2 separate regions of the Mus musculus genome follow, and region 1 is linked to region 2. The links are chromatin loops, found by intact Hi-C in ENCODE. Cell type or tissue: left cerebral cortex. All regions are shown on one strand. Links, peaks and the distances in the headings refer to the core of each region. The heading gives the core; the rest is flanking DNA. Region 1 holds the start of Gm32962 (a long non-coding RNA gene). Region 2 has its middle 8.3 kb from the start of Gm33015.

What was found. A loop is a pair of places that touch in the nucleus more often than their neighbours do. Peaks named below come from ENCODE experiments on the same cell type or tissue, not always from the same donor. Only the 100,000 strongest peaks of a DNase experiment are listed, where the experiment ranks them.
Region 1: a loop joins it to region 2, with 3 times the contacts of the local background. A loop is called at or near these places in 2 of 42 quality-filtered maps.

The regions. Positions count from the first base shown.
Region 1 is chr7:49,749,316-49,759,090 of GRCm38, forward strand. Gm32962 (a long non-coding RNA gene) reads left to right here and starts at 3,540. Exons shown (of 2, transcript XR_391460.2): 1 at 3,540-3,807; 2 at 6,336-6,846. It also overlaps a transcript of Htatip2 not described here. In left cerebral cortex, for the core only: CTCF peaks have their summits at 3,948 (motif pointing right) and 5,615 (motif pointing left); DNase peaks (open chromatin) are centred at 3,951 and 5,623.
Region 2 is chr7:51,430,918-51,440,692 of GRCm38, forward strand. No RefSeq gene overlaps it. Among named protein-coding and RNA genes, the nearest start is that of Gm33015, 8.3 kb to the right of the region's middle. In left cerebral cortex, for the core only: a CTCF peak has its summit at 4,170 (motif pointing left); DNase peaks (open chromatin) are centred at 2,041 and 4,164.

The DNA.
Region 1 (9,775 bases), core at 2,831-7,830, 1.7 Mb before region 2:
ACCAAGAAGGACCTGAGGCAGAATTCTATAACTCAGTGAAAAAGTAAGACTTTTAACATATTCAGGCATAAGACAACATTGACGGCATATACCTGTAACCCCAGCAGCGAGAAGGTGTAAAGAAGAAGGATGTGGGTCAGAAGTTCAAAGATAGCCTGGGCTACATGCCACCCCACGCCAGCAAGAAATAAACTGATAAACACACCATTTCCAGCCCACAAAGCCATCTTAAGATCCAGCTGTTTTACCCTCTTCTTTCTATTCCTATATAACTTGAAAAGAGGCTTACGGTTTTTCTACTTTCAATTTCCAAATGAACTTCCATTTCCCACTGAATCAGTCCTGGCCACAGAAGGGAAAGAGTTCTTTGAGGCTTCAGGACATTTATTGCTCTGAAATACTGGAGTCTCACACCATGGTCCCTGGTCTACCAGGGAGCTTGCAGGCTTCCAGCCTTGGGGTCTGTCTTTATAAGTATTCACCAACCCATACTTCATTGCTTCGCTTAGTGAGTGCTACAGCCACCACCCTGGGACTTACTGTAATTGCCATTTGGTAGGCCTGTTGGATGTACAAGTGAATTCTGTTCACCAGCTAAGACTTGGCAATCTTCATGGCAAAGTAAGACAATCGCTGTGATTGCCCTTTTTGTTATTGGGTGGGGGAGCAAAGATGCAGCAAGAAAAATGACACTGTGAATTCTTGTCTGGCTGGGACTCAACTCGTGCACCTTTCTTCAGCACCTTAACACATAGTAGAACATCTTCATCTTCTGTGACTCTGCAAGAACTCTAATTTCTGTCTTTATTTTTGTTACATCTATTTGTTTACTTGTGTGTGTGCACACACACACACAGGTGCCACAATACCCAGAGGAAGTCAAATGGACAGCATTCAGGAGTCTGTTCTCTCCTTCCACTATGTGGGTCCCAGGAAGTGAACTCGGGATACCAGATGTGGCAGCAATCTCCTTTACCCAATGAGCCATCTCGTTGGCCCAAGAACTCTAATTTCTGTATTCAAGTCAGCCACACTGATACCCATAAGGATGGTAGTGTCTTTCAGCATGAGAAGAAATGCAGCGAGGCTGAGCTAAAACACTTTCTACTGGTTATGATGAAGCAAGGTGCCTCCTCATCTCATCAGACCATGTGTTCTCTTGCTCGGGAATGCTAAGTATTATGAAAATTAATTTGGGTGATAAATCTAGTTTTTGGTTATGATATCATTTTTCAGTCCCAAAAGATTGCTGTACACTGTCTCATTTTATTCTCCTAATAATTCTATGTCACAAGAACTTTACAAAGAATTAACTTGGGGTCTAAACGGACAGATACCTAGGCAGGGCTTAGCTGAATGGGACTTGAACACAGTTTTCTTAGCATGTAAAGCGTGTACCCTTTAGTTGGAGAACAACAAGGTGTAAAACCAAGAGTTACAGCCCAAATGCTCTAATAATTTATTCTGAAGTATTCCATTAACAGCACAACGTTAACAACTTGGGAAGTTGAAGCAGGAAGATTGCCACAAGTCTAAACAGCAAGTTCCAGGTCCATCAGACCACAAAGTGAGGCGTCGTCATCATCACCACCACCACCATCATCATCACCACCACTGCAATAGGAAGAAGAAGTAGAGGAGGAGGAGGAGGAGGAGGAGAAGAAGAAAGAAGAGGAAGGGGAGAGAGAGAGAAAGAGAAAGAGGAAAGAATAAAAGGAAAATAGGTGATTAATTTTAAAATTTATTTATTATTTATTTAAATGTATATGAGTACACTGTAACTATCTTCAGACACACCAGAAAAGGGCATCAGATTCCATTACAGATGGTTGCAAGCCATCATGTGGTTTCTGGGAATCGAATTCAGGACCTCTGGAAGAACAGTCAATGCTCTTAACCGTCTCTCTATCTCTCTAGCCTCACTGATTCATTCTTAGAAATATAAAAAGTTATGGGCTGGAGAGAGATGGCTCTGTTGTTATAACTTTACATGTTACATTGGGAGTCAGTCCAGCCTGGCTGCTGAAATATTAGCACTGTACTGCCCTCTAGTGTTAGGCAGAGTTTACAGCAGCACGCCTTCATTAAAATTAGACTTTCTCCCACCAAGTCTAACTCCTTCAGCTTCAATGGTCCAGCTAGCTGGCTAGTTTTAAATTTAAATGGAGAATTTAAAAGGCTATTGACAGATAAGAGCGCTTCTGTCCTTGCCAGAATCCTGGTCACTTCCTCCTTTGAGGGCTGAAATTTCTCTCCTCTTCATTGCCCTCTTCAATAGTAATCTGCATAAAAGTGATTTATGAAAAAACACTCCAAAGCAGCAGATTTCTAAGAGCTCAGATGTTTGAAGGGGAACAGTACTATTTATCAAGCTTAGAAACTGACTGTGTTTTGGTAATACACTTTTATAATTACTCAGTCAGTTAGAATTACTCAGTGTTAGCAGGATGTTGTGAGAAGAATGTCTGATCAAAAGCAGGGTCTTCAGCAATTCAAAGCAGAGGTACCCTTAAACAGCAATATCAAAACCAAAGAAAATAAATTTATTTATTTATTTATTTATTTATTTATTTATTTATTTATTATTTGTTTGATTTTGCAATTCTAGGCATGGAACACAGGGTTTCACATGTGCCAAGCTGGTAATTTACCACTGAGATACATATAGCCCCAGCCCTGATTCATTACAGTGAAAAGGGCAAAAAGATTAAAAAAAAAAAAAGATTCTTCTTCCAAAGTCAAACAAATAGATTTACATAAAACCAAAGAGCAAGAAACTTGAGCTTTCTTTACTAGACTTCTAGTTGGCCAACTGGTTCTAAACTCAATTTTCATTAATCAAATTACTTTTGTTTGTTTGCTTGTTTGTTTGTTTTCTGGAGACAAACTCTCAAACTTGCTATATTATATAATCAAGGATGACCTTGACTTCTGATCTTTCTGTCTCCAAAAGTGTTGTTTTGACTGCAAGGATGTGTGCGTTCTCTATGCTGTGAAGGATTCGTTGATACATTTACTAAGTGCCAGGCACCAGTGTGGTGGTGGCAACACAGTAGTGGCCTAAGCAGATCCGGTCCTATCTTCCTGGTGAGAGGCACACCCCAACCACAGAAGCTTCTGCTCACAGTGAGCTGTGGATGCCCATCCTCTAGCCCTCCGCCACCTTCTCTAGGAAAACGATCTTATCTCAGCGTTTACAAGGACTCTTAACCTCAAGGGCCATTGCACAGCCCTTCCTCTTGGCTGTCTACCTCACAACCCCCAGATAATCCTCAATGGAAAGGACAAGCCAACTCTAGGGGGGGATTTATAGGTGTTTCCATGTCTCTTGGAGATAAACTCTGAACCCTGCTCCCCCTCGAGTGCTGCTGGCATAGACTTGGCAGTTTATTATTGATTTCATTCGATGAGAAACGTGATCGTAAAACGTGGAACTAGCTTTTCTCCAGGCTATAGTTTGCTCCAGTGAAAGTTAGTTCGACTCTGAAATGTCCCTCACAGCCTCGTGCGTGCGCCGAGCACGCATTCCCGAGCACAGCCGCTGGAACCGTATTGGGAAGCTGTGGGACTTCCGGAAGGTGTGACCCATCTGGCTGGATGAGATCACTAGGGACTGGCCTTTGAAAGTTGTAGCCCAGCAGCACTCTGGTCTGCTGCTTTGCTGCCCACTCCAGTTATCATGATCCGAGCTGCACCTTTGAACCTTCCGGGGACTGAAACCCTCAGCCGCCAGGAGCAGGTTGCTTCTGTCAGGAATTATGGCGACCACAGTGCAAAAGCAACTAAGCCATACCACATCTTGGAGAGGTGAGCACGGGCATGTGTGCTGACTTCAGGGAGCTTCATGTACATTACCTCAGTTAATATTCGCTGCAGCATGGAGGATTCATTCCCTTTTATAGGCTTTGGAAGTTAAAAGAACTTCACTGCGCTAACTCAGCCAGCAGGTGGCAGAATTCCATCTTCTTGTCTGTAAATTGGGTCAGATAGGTATGACTCCCCTTCCCGCTCTGTAGTGAATCTTGGCAGCTGGATTCTAGGCCTAGGCAGTACTGAATACAGCCTGGGCTCTTAACTATGATATAATTTCAAGCACTCTCCGTGGATTATCCATTCAATCTTCACAACATCCGCGCGGGAAGAACTAGTCACAGATTGAGGAACCCAGGACATAAGGAGGGTGAAAGAAACTAGCACAAGTGAAACTGGTGCCCAGCTGTCCCCCTCCAAGGCCTCTGTGTTGACTGTCACCTGTGCTCAGAGTCCAGCCTGGGTGTTGTCATGTTCTTGGCTTTTTTTATCCACAACTGAAAAGAAGGGCTCACAGAGACTTGCAAAAGCAGGGAGATATTTTCATTTTGGGTAAAGATCAGAAAGGGATACAACTGTCGAAATTGATAGAGGGCCAAGTGTGAGAATATACTCAGGAGCCCCAACTGTTGCTTTGGCTTCACGGGGAGGAGGTGCTGGTCCCTAAGGCTCATGGTTTGGGTGGCTTCCTATTTTGATTGATAGGTTATATAATCATTTCCTCTACTGCGCATGTTCTTCCTAATAAGGCATCTGATTTTAATCGTAAGCACCCCCAATTACACATAGGCATAAGATGGTCAATAGAGATGGCTCAGAGGTTAAGAGCACTCTTCCGAAGGCCCTGAGTTCAAATCCCAGCAACCACATGATGGCTCACAACCACCTGTAATGAGATCTGACTCCCTCTTCTGGTATGTCTGAAGATAGCTACAGTGTACATATGAATCTTAGAGAAAAAAAAAAGGTGGTCAGTAGAGATTCTCTCTAAAAGGCAACTAAAGGACACAGTTGACTTATTGTGCATGCATCCAAAGCTAGTTTATGCTGGATTGAACCTTCCACTCTTTATAGGATGAACTGGGAATACATTTGAACAGAAACTGTTTCAATCTTGGTACTAGAGGTCAATAAATGTGTATGTTGTTCATAGGTGAGAACCCCCCCCCCCCCCCGCCACACACACACCTCCTATTTGTAGGTGAGGGCGTGAGGGAGTCCTGTGGTTGCTAGGTGACTTATTTGAATGGGATGTATACATAAAGCCTATGGGTCGGGGCATAACCTACCAGTGCACTATTACAAGAAGGGGGTGGGCTGCAAAACCCGAACCAAATAGAGTCCGAGCCTAAACCTCCTGTGCTTGCCTGACTCAACCATCACATACTTCTTCTAAAGAGTCCAATAGATGAGGGTGTAAGAATTCCAGATTTAAAAAAAAAAAATTAGCAAAGTAGCACTAAGTTTAAAATCTCTGTTACACATGGGTTCAACAGAAAATGTGATTCCGCCTGTCTTTCTGTCCTTGGCGTTTAACATACCACCAGGCACACGGAAAGCAGCTGAGTGACTGCACACATGCGTTAGAGGCCATCCCTTTGCTTTCTGAACCCTCCCACACTGCTTATTTACTTATGAAATACCCGGCTCACACTGAAAGTATATTAGACACTAAATTCACACGCATAATTGTCCCATACGTTAACAACCCAGAGAACCAACTCTAAGTTTTCTTATAAATAATTAGAAGGCATTTTGGACCACCTGGGTATCCGAATGAGCGAGCATTTCGGCCTTCTCTGGCGCCCTCTGGTGCTTGATATCTGCAATTACTTCAGAGCAGCTGAGGCTGGACTGTCTGAATGTGTTTCCTGGGTACAGACAGGTGCATGGGAGCTTACACACAGAGCATGCCCTGGAGAACTGGCGTTTCCTGTCTGAACGCCAGCTATTCAGTGTCATGTCAGAGCTGTGATGGCTCCTGTAGCCATTTTTCCCTGGTCTTTTCCTCATTTGTCTAAATTTCCTTCTGCTCCTTTCTTCCTGTACAACCTGTAAAACGAATTTTGTCTACTGTGTTTCTAAAAAGATCTCTCTCTGTCCCCTCTCTCTCTCCTTCTGTTTTCTTGATCCTCTTCAAAAGCTACAAGTGTTAAATCAGTAATATATAAAGTTCTAAACAGGACTGTGTATTGTTGCATGTTTTTTACTTTTTTTTTTTTAAGTGGAAGACTTGAATCCCAGTTTTCTTCCAGTTACCATGCGCTTCCTTAAGTAGAAGGCTGTTCCTTTCTGGCTACTATGAGGAAATAGATCCCAATGCATTCCCCTCTCATAGTGAAATCCTTCTTTAACTGAGTAGCAAACTCTTTTCAGCATCTTTAAAAGCAGCTGGTCCTGGGCTGGAGAGATGGCTCAGTGGTAAAGAATACAGGATAACCTCGAAGCAGAGCATACCAGACAGCTCACAACCGCCTGTAACTCCAGCTCTGTGAAATCTAATGCCCTCTTTTGTCTTCTTTCAGGCATCCAAGGACACATAGCCTACACAGAGAGACACACAAACATGTTGGAAACAGAAGACGCATAACAACAAACGCTTACTGATCTTGAGCTAGTCAGTCAAGGGCAAGCCCAGGCAGCTTTGTTTTTTAATGTTCATCTGTCATTATTTTCCTAAAGAGATGCCCTGGAGTAGCCAGAACAGAACCCCCACCCCCACCCCCACCCCACTCCCGCTGTGTGCTTCAGCATCCAAGTGTGACGAGATCATTGCTACTGGCCGTTCTCTGATTCTGATGAACACCAGAGTGGATGCTGTATGGACCGCTCTCATGATGATCCAGTTGATCCAGCTCTGCGGCTTAGGTCATTGTCCTCATTCATCCACGGATGGGAAAACCAACGTTAGAGAGGCTATGGATCATCGCCTGGGTGAGGTCTTAGTCACATGGTCAGCTTGAAAGTGATCCTGGGAAAGGCAGACTCAAAATGGGCCTCTGCATGTGCCACAATATAGAGCTCTGACTGAAAGGATAATGGGGAGTTGCTTGGCCTCTAAAGATGAATGATGATACCAAGTGGGTGACGTCTGAAATGGTGCACCCGCCCTGGGAGAGCGATGTGAACACATCCACAGCGAGACTGCTGTGAAATGTTCAAATCCTTGTTTATAACAGGAAAAATAACTGGAAGCAAACCTAACCTGTTTACAAGCAGGATGTGGGCTAACCTAGCCTCCTGGATCAGTGGGAAACAACCATGGTATTCATTTCTCCTTTCTATTTACTCCCAAGGGACATAAAAGACAGGCAGGTATGATTTTGCTAAAGTCCAACATGGCGAGACTAGTGAGTTTATTGGGGCAGGGGTTTAGGGCTAATTGCAGGAGTGTGGGTGATGCCCCTATCACGGGAGGTGACGTCATGAAGTTAAGTCATGGAGTCCCTCTTGAGACCAACCTTTTACTCTACATGTGCTCTAGAATCTTAAGGTCTTTTGTAGCTGTGTTCAGGGAAGGGAAGAGAGGTCCTATGGCTTTTAAGACATCTGTTGGGGAGCATTCATATCGTCATTAATCTTATCTTTACCCTCGACCTGGCTACCACTGTGTTGCTGTGTCCTGGTTGCCATGGCTACCAGGGAACAGTCCAGGATGGCAGGAGGAGAGAGCACCACCATAGAGCAGCTACTCAGAAAGAAACATTCAGGGCTGTCTGACCCACATGTCACAGGACGCAGCTCCAGGGCCACGAAAATGAACTCAAATTGGACAAACATGGGTCTAAGGCACACTTTTAAATATATGCGTGAGGAACCCTCTTGACAGCCCTACATGGTTTTTGTTGGAGACCAGTTTTCTTTATGGAAGTCTGGTTGTCTTGGAGCTTGCTCTGAAGACCAGCCTGGCCTTAAACTTACAGAGATCTCCTGCCTCTGTCTTCTGTGTGCTGGGACTAAAAGCCTGTGCCACCATACTGGAATATATATATTTTTTAAAGATTTATTTATTTATTTATTTATTTATTTATTTATTTATTTAATGTATTGCTGTTTTCATGCATACCAGGAGAGGTCATCATATCCCATTACAGATGGTTGTGAGCCACCATGTGGTTGCTCAGAATTGAACTCAGAAACCCTGGAAGAGCTAAGTAGAAGAACAAAGGCATGTTCTGGGGTAACATGAATTGGGCTGTGTACCTAGCCATGGTATACACTATGGTTCTAGAATCATGACCTGAACTCTTAGAACCTGAATATTTGATTTTAAGTATACTATATCGCAATTTTGAAAAACAAAGCATAGGCTTGCTACAGTCAGTAATCTCTTTAAGAGATTCAATACGCGGGTCCCCCATGTGAGCTGACAAGATCTGAGGGTGTCTTTTCATATGGCAGTCTCTGAGAAGGTGCACGGCAGCACCTATACATCCTGACAGCCTGGCATTGTGGCAGCCCAGTGGGGAAGGACAACAGTGTTCTCCATTGCCTCCATTTTAAACTGCAAACAGCAGAGTCCATCTGACTGCAGCAAGTCGGAAAAGGACTCTAGAGGCAGAATAAACAGGAAGCGCTCAACACAGCCCCTGCAAACAGGCAGCGGTTAAGGCAGGCAAGCCAGGGCAGGGGCTCACAGGATGCTACCCATCATCCTAATCTCCCTGTCCTTGCCCAGCAGGGCTCCACCCCTAGTCTTCATTGCATCTTTGTATTGCTCCCCAGAGTGGAAAAACCTGTGTGGAAGTATTTGAATGCCACGCCTAGGCCAGATTTTCATATAATGACATTCAACCAGCAAGGCGGGGGCGAAAGTACCTTTCATTTGGCTTCTAGATGGAGCGATGGAGCATCACACTCACAGCCCATCCTTCTTAGCTCAGGATCACATCCTGGACTTGACTCTGGGAGAGGGAGTCTGGGAGAGGCTGAGTTAGATCAAGGCAAACCCACATCATGGAAGGAGAGAACTGAATCCTGCAAGGGGCCCTCTGACCTTCATACACCGGTCATAACACCTCTACACACACACACACACACACACACACACACACACACACACACACAAAATAAATGCAGTTTAGAAAGTATCTCAGAGTCATAGTATTCTAATCTCTATGCATCCAAAATCCAGGGCATGCCCAGTGTGGATAGCTGTGTTCTAACCATTGATCCTGTTGTGAATTGGATCAGGTTTGGAAACTCTTCCTACCGCAACCATCCAGAAGGGGGCCAGCACCTGGGCAGGGAGATCAACCTGAAAACTGGTCAAAGGAGCCCCCCTAGCTTCTGGCTTGAGGGAATAGGATATGTGTCTTTAAAGAGGCAAGAAAGAGTTTTGTTTTTCATAGAGCTTAAGTGGAGCTAGGCTTTTTTTTCTTCTTCTTCTTTTTATGTCTTGCTTTACTAACAATTTCATGTTTATATATTTTGATCTTACTCACCTGGTACTAGCCTCTCCTACCTCTGTTTTGAGAGCTTCCTCCCAATAAGTCCTCCTTCGCTCTTGAGACAGAAGTTCATATATTTCAGGGTGTCCTAGAACTCAGAACATTCTGTTTCCAAGGAGAATCATCCTTGCTGGTATTGCCTGCTTGTGCCACCACATCCAACTTTATCCAGGGCTCTGCGTATGCCAGGCAAGCGCTTGATTAACTGAGCTACATGCTACGTCCCCAGCCTAAGAAGAGACTAGTTTTTAACGAGGAGAATGAGATGATTTGGGGACCAAGAGTCAAGTCCGGGATGCCTTTTATCTAAAATCTGAAGGCTCTGGCCCCAGGTGGTTAGGAAGAACGCGGTTGCAACTAGGGTTATGGGGGACGGAGGGAGGAGATCTGTGCTGGGGTGAAGCACAGCCCCACGCCCCCCCCACGCCCCGCCCCGCTGCAGCTCAGCCCCGGGGAGTGTGGTTCGAGCCCTGGGTGCAGCTCCCGCGCAGGGGCGGGTCCCGCGCTCAGCTCCA
Region 2 (9,775 bases), core at 1,603-6,602:
CCATTGATCTACCTGTCTGTCACTGTACCAGTACCATGCAGTTTTATTTTCACAATTGCAGTACAGCTTGAGGTCAGGCATGGTGATTCCCCCAGAGGTTCTTTTATTGTTGAGAATAGTTTTTGCTATCCTAGGTTTTTTGTTATTCCTGATGAATTTGCAAACAGAGCTAAACAAAGAATTCTCAACTGAGGATTACCAAAGGGCTGAGAAGCACTTGAAAAAATGCTCAACATCCTTAATCATCAGGGAAATGCAAACCAAAACAACCTTGAGATTCCACCTCACACCAGTCAGAATGACTAGGATCAAAAATTCAGGTGACAGCAGATGCTGGCAAGGATGTGGATAAAGAGGAACACTCCTCCATTGCTGGTGGGATTGCAAGCTGGTACAACCACTCTGGAAATCAGTCTGGCAGTTCCTCAGAAAACTGGACATAGCACTACCGATAGATCCAACAAAACCTCTCCTGGGCATATACCCAGAAGATGTTCCAACTGGTAAGAAAGACACATGCTCCACTATGTTTATAGCAGTCCTATTTATAGTAGCCAGAGCTGGAAAGAACCCAGATGTCCCTCAACAGAGGAAATGATACAGAAAATGTGGTACATTTACAAGTGCAGTACTACTCAGCTATTGAAAACAATGAATTTATGAAATTCTTGGGCAAATGGATGTATCTGGAGGGCATCATCCTGAGTGAGGTAACCCAATCACAAAAAATGTCACTTGATATGCACTCACTGATAAGTGAATATTAGCCCAGAAACCTAGAATACCCAAGATACAACTTCTAAAACACAAGAAAATCAAGAAGGAAGATCAACGCATGGATACTCCCTAGGATAAGAAATAAAATATCTATGACAGGAGTTGCAGAGACAAATTTTGGAACTAAGACAAAAGGATGGACCATCCAGAGACTTCCCCACTCGGGCGCCCATCCCATAATCAACCACCAAATGCAGACGCTATTGCATATGCCAGCAAGATTTTGCTGAAGGGACCCTGATATAGCTGTATCTTGTGAGGCTATCCCAGTGCCTGGCAAATACAGAAGTGAATGCTCACAGTCATCTATAAGATGGAACACAGGGCCCCCAATATAGGTGCTAGAGAAAGTACCCAAGGAGCTGAAAGTGTCTGCAACCCTATAGGTGGAACAACAATATGAACTAATCAGTACCCCCAGAGTTCATGTCTCTAGCTGCATATGTAGCAGAAGATGGCCTATTCGGCCATCATTGGGAAAAGAGGCCCCTTTGTTTAGCAAACTTTATATGTCCCAGTACAGGGAAACACCAGGGCCAAGAAGTAGGAGTGAGTGGGTAGGGGAGCAGGGCGCGGGGGGGGGGGGAGGGGGGTGTATAGGGGACTTTTGTGGTAGCATTTGAAATGTACATGAAGAAAATATCTAATCTAAAAGGTGGGAAAAATGGATTTCTAGTATGTAAATTATACTTCAATGAAGCTGCTGAAAAAGGAAAACAACAACAACAAAAACCATTATGAAAATCTATGTAATCTCTGAGAAGGGAGAGTAAGACATTAAAGTAAACAAATGGCTTTGTCTTGGAACTCAATACTAGACTTGTGAAATCCAAACTAGGAAGATTTCTGTGACTTCTTGCCGTAGGCCAGTGAGCTCAGTAGAGCCTTTGGACCCTTCTCTGCAGCAGGAGGACCCTGAAGACCCCAGCCATATTGACATGTATTCTAAAAAGTATCATTCGTGATGGGTTCTACAATGCTAAGTCAGGAGCACTAAGTGGTATAAGGTAGACCATAGCAGCATTGGCCTTAATTGTTTATCTGTCCTTGTGTTGACAAGGGTCTCTGGGAGTTGTGGGTACAGTAGAGGTAACTGTGAAAGTGTGAAGTGCATCTCTTTCCCCAAATATTCACAATACAAGACATTCCTTATCTGCTTGAGGGCAAAAATGATACATTGTATAAGATGCTAAGGCTGGTCTCCATGGAGAGGACAGCTTTACCCCAGATCAGAAAACATTTTACTGTAGGCTGCTCACTGAGAACCTGGCTCTGTCTCCAAGTGCAGGGAGGTAGAGATGCTCTATCTTTTTTAACATTAGCATGCAAAGCAACAGGATTTCTTTGCATTTTCACACATTTTTGTTTTGGTTAATTGTTCCTCTTACTTCCCTGTTCCCTCCTTATTTGCACATTTCTATCCAAGGATTCGCTTTTCCACTGCCATATCGCATATATTCTACTGTGATCTATTTCTCCTCTCACACTCCTGTTAAACTTCTTCTCAAAGGCTGGAGAGATGATCCAGTGATTAAGAGCATGTCCTGCCATTGCAGAGGAACAGAGTTGAGTTCCTAACAGGTACATCAGATAGTTCACAACCACCTGTAACTTGAGCTCCAGGAAATCCAACCCCTCCTCCTTTGGACTCTGCAGACATTGTGCTCCCCCCCCCTCAAACACACACAGAGAGTACACATAATTTACGACAAAATAGAAAATTTTAAAGCTTCTTTCTCTTCTATAATGTATATACACATATATATGTATGTATGTAGATATGTATATGAACAAATATTAAGAGAAGGAAACAGAGAGTTGTGATCACTATGGTATAGAGAAGAAATGTTCCTTCCTTTTCTGAAAAAATATATTTTAGATCTATATGTTTTTTGCAAATTTCATAATTATATTTTTCTTATAGCTAAGTAATATTTCATTGTGTTTCTGTGCCACATTTTCACTGCCTTCTTGCCTGTTGATGGAAATTCAGGATGATCCAATTTCTCAGTTGTTGTGAATACTGTGGCAATAAACATTGGTGTGCAGGTGTTATTATGGGGAGATGTAGAATCCTTGGGGTATATGCCCAGGAGTGGCAGGGCTAGGCTAGGCCATGCATGTACTATCTCTGGTTTTCATGTTTTGAGAAAACTCTACCTTTGGTTTACATTTTCACCACCAGTGAGCAAGGAGTCCTTCTGTACCTCTGTGTCAGCATCTGTTGTCACTTGTTTGCTTGATGATTGTCATTCTGACTGAGTTAAGATGGAATCTCAAAAGCTCAGGAATGGACAGATTTACTGGTGAATTCTACCATAATTTTTATGAAATTTTAATGCCAATGTGTCTTTTTTAGGGTTACTATTTCTGTGATGAAACATGACCAAAAACAACTTGGAGAGGGAAGGGTTAATTTTCACTTAAAGTTCCACGTAACAATTCATCATCAAAAGCAGTGAGGGCAGGAATATGAAGGCAGGAGCTGATGCAGAAGCTATGGAGGGGCACTGCTTACTGGCTTGCTGCTCATAGCTTCCTCAGCCTGCTTTCCTATAAAACTCAATCCCATCAGTCCAGGGATGGCACCATCAACAAAGGGCTTGCCCTCCCCTCAATCACTAATAAAGAAAGTTTTCTACAGACCTTCCTATAGCATGCTTCTATGAAGGCATTTTCTCAATTGAGGCTCTTTCCTTTCAGATGACTCTAGCTTGGGTCAAGTTGACATAAAACTATTCAGCATGCCATATTTCTCAAGCTGTTCCACAAAAATCAAAGGAAAAGAACACTACTACCAAAACCCTCTCACAAGATCAGTATTCCCTGGTACCCAAACCACATAAAGACACAACAAAAGTAGGAAACTACAAACCAAACTCCCTGATACACATAGATGCTGAGTTTCTGCCAAAAGAAGACTTGCCAACTGAACTTGATAATACATTAAGAAGGATGTACATCGCAATCATGCTGGTTTCATACCCAGGATGCAGATTTGGCTCAACATATGCAAATCGGTAAATATAATACACTATTTTAATGGAGCCTAGGACAGATCACGTCACACAATCCTTTTGAATTCAACACACTTTTCACAATAAAAGTCCTGAAGAAACTACGGATAAGAGAAAACCATATCTAAACTGCAGTAAATCTGGAAAAAAAGAAAAACTGAGAGCATTTCTTCTAAAATCTGTTTTTTTGGGGGGTTTTTTTGTTTGTTTGTTTTGGTTTTTTGGTGGTTTTTTTTTTTGTTTTTTGGTGGTTTTTTGTTTTGTTTTGGTTTTTGTTTTGGTTTTTTTGGTACACCCCTACCCAGTCCATTCTGATGACACCAACTATGGTTATAGACAAACTTGGGCCTAGGGTGCCATCTAGTGCTGAAAGAATGACAACACATGAAATACAGACCTGGAGTTTAAGACTCCAAGTACTTAAAAGTAGGGAAATTGATTAACATAACCAAAGACTGAAACAAACAAAAATTGTACACCCCAGTATTCTCTAGACAAAATTTTAAATATGAAACATCAACAGCTGAACATATCAAATGGAAGGAGGAATTGGTGAGCTTGAAGACATGCCGTTTGAAGACACATGAAGGAGAACAAAATGAAGAACACTTATCTGAAATTTGAAGCAGCATTCAAAGGACAAATTTTGAGTTCTAGAAGCACAATACATGAGAGAGAGAAAGACAGGCAAACAGAGACAGAGAGACAGAGAGACAGAGACAGACAGACAGAATAACAGTAAAACACCCTATATCTAATACAGGGGAGCCAAATGTGACTGTTATTTCTTAACTCAGCCAAGTCAATCCCAAGACATTTATTATCAAGCTCTCAAAGAAGAAAGGCAAAGAGGAACTTATTAAAGTAATAAAATTCCAAGTACCAGGTGAGGTGCTCTAACTCGCCTAACATCACCAGTGTCAACAGGGACCTTACTGTCTAGTCATGAACAAGTTGAGTTAGCCACAGTGCTGTATCAAAAGAGAAAAAGCTAGCAAAGGAGAAAATTTCAACATAGGATACTTTAAAGAAGAAAACTTCATCCAGACAACCTACTCTTTTTTTTTTCTTCTTTCTTTTTTTTTATTTTGTTTTTTATTAGGTATTTATTTCATTTACATTTCCAATGCTATCCCAAAAGTTTCCCACGTGCTCCCCCACCCACTCTCACTTCTTGGCCCTGGCATTCCCCTGTACTGAGGCAGATAATGGGGCTCTCTTTCCAGTGATGGCCAACTAGGCCATCTTTTGATACATATGCAGCTAGAGTCAAGAGCTCCGGGGTACTGGTTAGTTCATACTGTTGTTCCACCTATAGGGTTGCAGACCCCTTCAGCTCCTTGGGTATTTTCTCTAGCTCCTCCACTGGGGGCCCTGTGATCCATCCAATAGCTGACTGTGAGCATCCACTTCTGTGTTTGCTAGGCCCTGGCATAGTCTCACAAGAGTCAGCTATATCTGGGTACTTTCAGCAAAATCTTGCTAGTGTATGCAATGGTGTCAGCGTTTGGAGGCTGATTATGGGATGGATCCCGGATAGGGCAGTCTCTAGATGGTCCATCCTTTCGTCTCCAAACTTTGTCTCTATAACTCCTTCCATGGGTGTTTTGTTCTCAATTCTAAGAAGGGGCAAAGTGTCCACACTTTGGTCTTCATTCTTCTTGAGTTTCATGTGTTTAGCAAATTGTATCTTATATCTTGGGTCTTCTAAGTTTCTGGGCTAATATCCACTTATCAGTGAGTATATATTATGTGAGTTCTTTTGTGATTGGGTTACCTCACTCAGGATGATGCCCTCTAGGTCCATCAACCTACTCTTTTTTAAAATGATGGAAATGTATGGTAAGTTCCGGAAAAAAAAACATACCAGAGATAATTTATCACAACCATACCTTTCCCACAATAGACCCTAAAAATGGTGAGAGCAACCATACAGTTGGACTCCCAATGCAGGAGGAGTGTAGACACAGAGCATAAAATGAATATAGCTTTAGTATGAAGACTAAAGCCTCAAAACTAATTGTATTTATAAATCGATGAGCACTATGATGATAAAGTAGGACATCAAAAGTTCAAAATATGGGGGAAATACAATGTGAGTGTAGAAGTTTTTATTAATATTTTTCTTGTATTTTCTTTCTTACATTTACTCTTGTGTGATGTTGATTTTACTTCAAAATAGTTTTCTATATTCAGCAGATGACCATGACACACAAAATCACTCACCTAAGAAACAAGTCTACAAGAACCCAATTAACTAGCAAACAGGCTGGGCTATGGGGGTTTCCCAGTTGTAAAGGATCAAATCATGCCATTGGCAAGAAAAATGAACACAACCAATAATCAGGATATTACCTTCAACACTCAGTCCTATGAGGACAAGTACCACATGCTATCTCTCATATGTAAAAGCTGCGAAAAGGTCATGAAACTAAAAGCTATCACACAGTGATATGAAAAAGGGAGGGGGGGTAGATGGAAGGAAATAAGAAAGGGCAATAGAGGAAGTCAATGTTTGGGGATGGTCAACTTTTCCTCTATACCTGCATCCAACTACATTAAAGTTCATAAAAAAAAAAAAAAAAAAAAAAAAAACCCTACTTCATAGCCTGAATCTATTTTCTCTGTAGATGGTGGTTGTGCCAAACTCATTTCATCATAGTAGCAACCCAGTAGTAGTATTTTGCGTTTAACCAGAGTTTCTCCAAGTTGTTTCTGGTTGTCCAGTTACCCCTGATCCCAGCAATGGAATCTTGCCTTTACTGCTGCAGGGATGGGGTTTCCCAGATAGTCAGATGCTGCTTGCGGGTTTTGACCTGAAACTGTGGAGGTAGGAGAGTCAGTCATAAGAGATCTAAGAAGTAGGCAGGACTGGTCCTTAGAAACACTATGGCATAAGTGATCATGTGGTACAATGATGCAATCTCCCAGTGCCTGCCCATTTCCCAGTGCTCTGAAGTGATTAGAGAGATTAGCTTTTGGCTTCTTGAGCTCCTAGTAATTGTTTTAAAACAATACAGAGGGTAGGCTTGGGGCTCGAATTGCACAGCAGCAGTCAGTGGGGGCCAATGACACAGGACAAGACAGGCTAAGACACAAGAGATGTGCTATGATACCCAGGAGTATATTCATTGCTGTTCCCTAATGCACAGGATAAAGAATTTAGCTGCAATGGTAGGGCGGTACAACTTGGATTAATTGACATTTTAGTTCAAGAGATCAGAAGGATGAGGTCTTAAAACTGAATTAGATTGAATAATAGAAAACAAAGTTTGATGAACCACATTTTCATTACCCATTCATAAGTTGATGAATACATTTCCACAATGGAATATTATTCAGCTGTCAAGAAAAAAAAAAGGCTTGTTTTCTCTTATATGTGAATGTTGTCTTTTCAGCTTTAGATATATGTATTTTATTCAGAATACACACCGAGGTTAGGTGATTAGTAAAGAGCCAAGGGTGGGGGTGGGGGAGGCTTTAAAATGAGGAATTATAATATATTGGGGTGTGTGTGTGTGTGTGTGTGTGTGTGTGTGTGTGTGTGTAGTTGTTGTTGTTTTTTGAGACCAGCTTTCTCTATCTAGACCTGCATGTCCTGGAACTTACTCTGTAGATCCAGCTAACCTAGAACCCAGAAACCTAACTGTCTTTTCCTGGGATGGATATAGAGTTATAGAGGGATAAGGTGGAAACTAAAATAGGAGAATTAAATAGGGAAGTGGAGGGGAGTGAAGGGAAACTGATGGAATATAAGGAGGGACAACTAACATGGGCCATTTGAAAACAGTACGGAAACTACTACAGTCGAAGCTTCCTAAAAGAAGTATATGCATGGAAAGAATCTAAGTGGAGCCAGCAAAAATAAGGGAAACAGTGCCCCAATGACATCATAGTCTATCAAATAAAACCCTCACTTTTGAGAATGGGTTACATCTGGTTTAGCCACTCACCAAAGGGCTCCTCTCATAGACCCTGACAATCATTGACAGTTGCCAATGCTATTGGTTACCCTCTATAACCTGAAGGTAAGGTCCTATTACTGAAGAAATCACTTATTCATGTCATAGAACACGAAGAAATCATCCTGGTGTTCAAATAGAGGCTACTCCCTTATTGACTAGCATTCATAATGCTGGAAGGTACAATGTAAACTACTACTGGAGGAGAAAAATAAACCTCTGTCTCACCAATCGACAAAACCTGTTTACAAGATATACTTGTGCAACAGCTGCAAAAATATTATGGGAGTAGCCAAATACTTTTTGATTGGACCTCTCCATGATATGTAACCCATTCCTGACACTGTTAATGAGACCAAACCCCTGAAACTAGATAGGCCATAGGCCACAGAGGCCCCACTATTAATATTCTGCTAAATCAATGGTTCTCAGCCTTTCAAATGCTGCAACTTGCTAATGCAGTTGCTCATGTTGTGGTGTACCCAACCATAAAATTATTTTTGTTGCTATTTCATAGGTGTAATTTTGCTACCGTTATTAATCATAATGTAAACATCTTGATATGCAAGATATCTGAGATGCAACCCACAGGTTGAGAACTGCAGTGCTAAATGAACATAGCAATAAAACTACTCTTAATCTATACCTGTAGATCGATACTGCTGGACATTTGCTTTTAATAATCTTTAAAAAGAAATGATACTGAACACAACTATAAATCAGGAGAGTGCCTCTTCTTTAATATATACTGTGCATTTAATTCTCATGAGAGCACAGGCTGGTAAATTTATCATCACTATTTTCCAAAGAAGGATACAAAGGTGAGAGGTGTTTGGTGACTATCCAAAAGTGACATCCCTGAACTGAGAAAAATGAGAACTAATGTAAAACTAGAATTAGTCTGGAGGTTACCACAGCCCTCCACTGAAGGCATGGCATTGAAAAGCCCATCATGGTTAGAGTTTTGAATTCATGGTTATCGTGGTTTAATTAGGCTGACATACAATTTGTTGAGTCAGAAGTCTTGAACCTCCTGCCTCAGCCTCCTATGTGCCAAGGATGCAGACATGCACCACCATGGCACCAAACTGTCATTTTGGTGTTAAGTATAAAAGCATTAAGTGTTGCTGTCACCAGAATCAGTTAGGCCATTGCTCAGCCATGATTTTCCTTTACTCAAGAATCTGCATCTAAGGGTAAGTGACTGACTACGGGATGCCCAGCCCCAGTGAGTGTGTCTAGAACACAGATTCTTTACCTAAGGAACATCACAGAACAAAGGATGGAAAGATCGTAAGTATGCCACCTGATAAATTCACCTGCTAGAAATGACAAAAAAAGCTGCACCCATAAAATCTACTATATGGTTACCTAAACTAGTCCCACGTGAAGACAATGTTTAGCATGACAGTGTGCACATGGGAACTTTCACAAGGTCCCAGCCCCAGATGATGAGCTATAACCAATTAATTATTTCTGAGGGAGGGAGAATGAGTCTTTTCTGGTGACAAGGTCTCTGATAGGCTATCCAGTCCCTCTATACAACATATGCAATGCAAGATACACTAAATGAGTGCAGAAGACAATCTCCCTATCCCTGTCCCTCTACTTCTCTTTCCTGTGTTATATCATCTCCAACTGGAAAGTCTCTCTCTCTCTCTCTCTCTCTCTCTCTCTCTCTCTCTCTCTCTCTCTCTCTCTCTCTGTGTGTGTGTGTGTGTGTGTGTGTGTGTGTGTGTGTGTGTGTGTGTGTGTCTGTAATTTTAGTTTCATTCATTATCATTTTGACGGCACAACATCAAATGATCACAGTTGCCTATGTCAAGTTTCTTGAAACAGTGATTTTAATTTCAGTCAGTGAGCACTCCATCTTCCATCTTACAGTAGGACATCAAGTCCTGACTTTTCATGACCTTGGCCACCCCTTCTATTCTCCTTTGGCAGACATTATTCCTGAATCAAGGAAGCACTGGTGTCCTGGCAGCTCTTCTGCCTACAAAAGCACAGCAACCATGAACC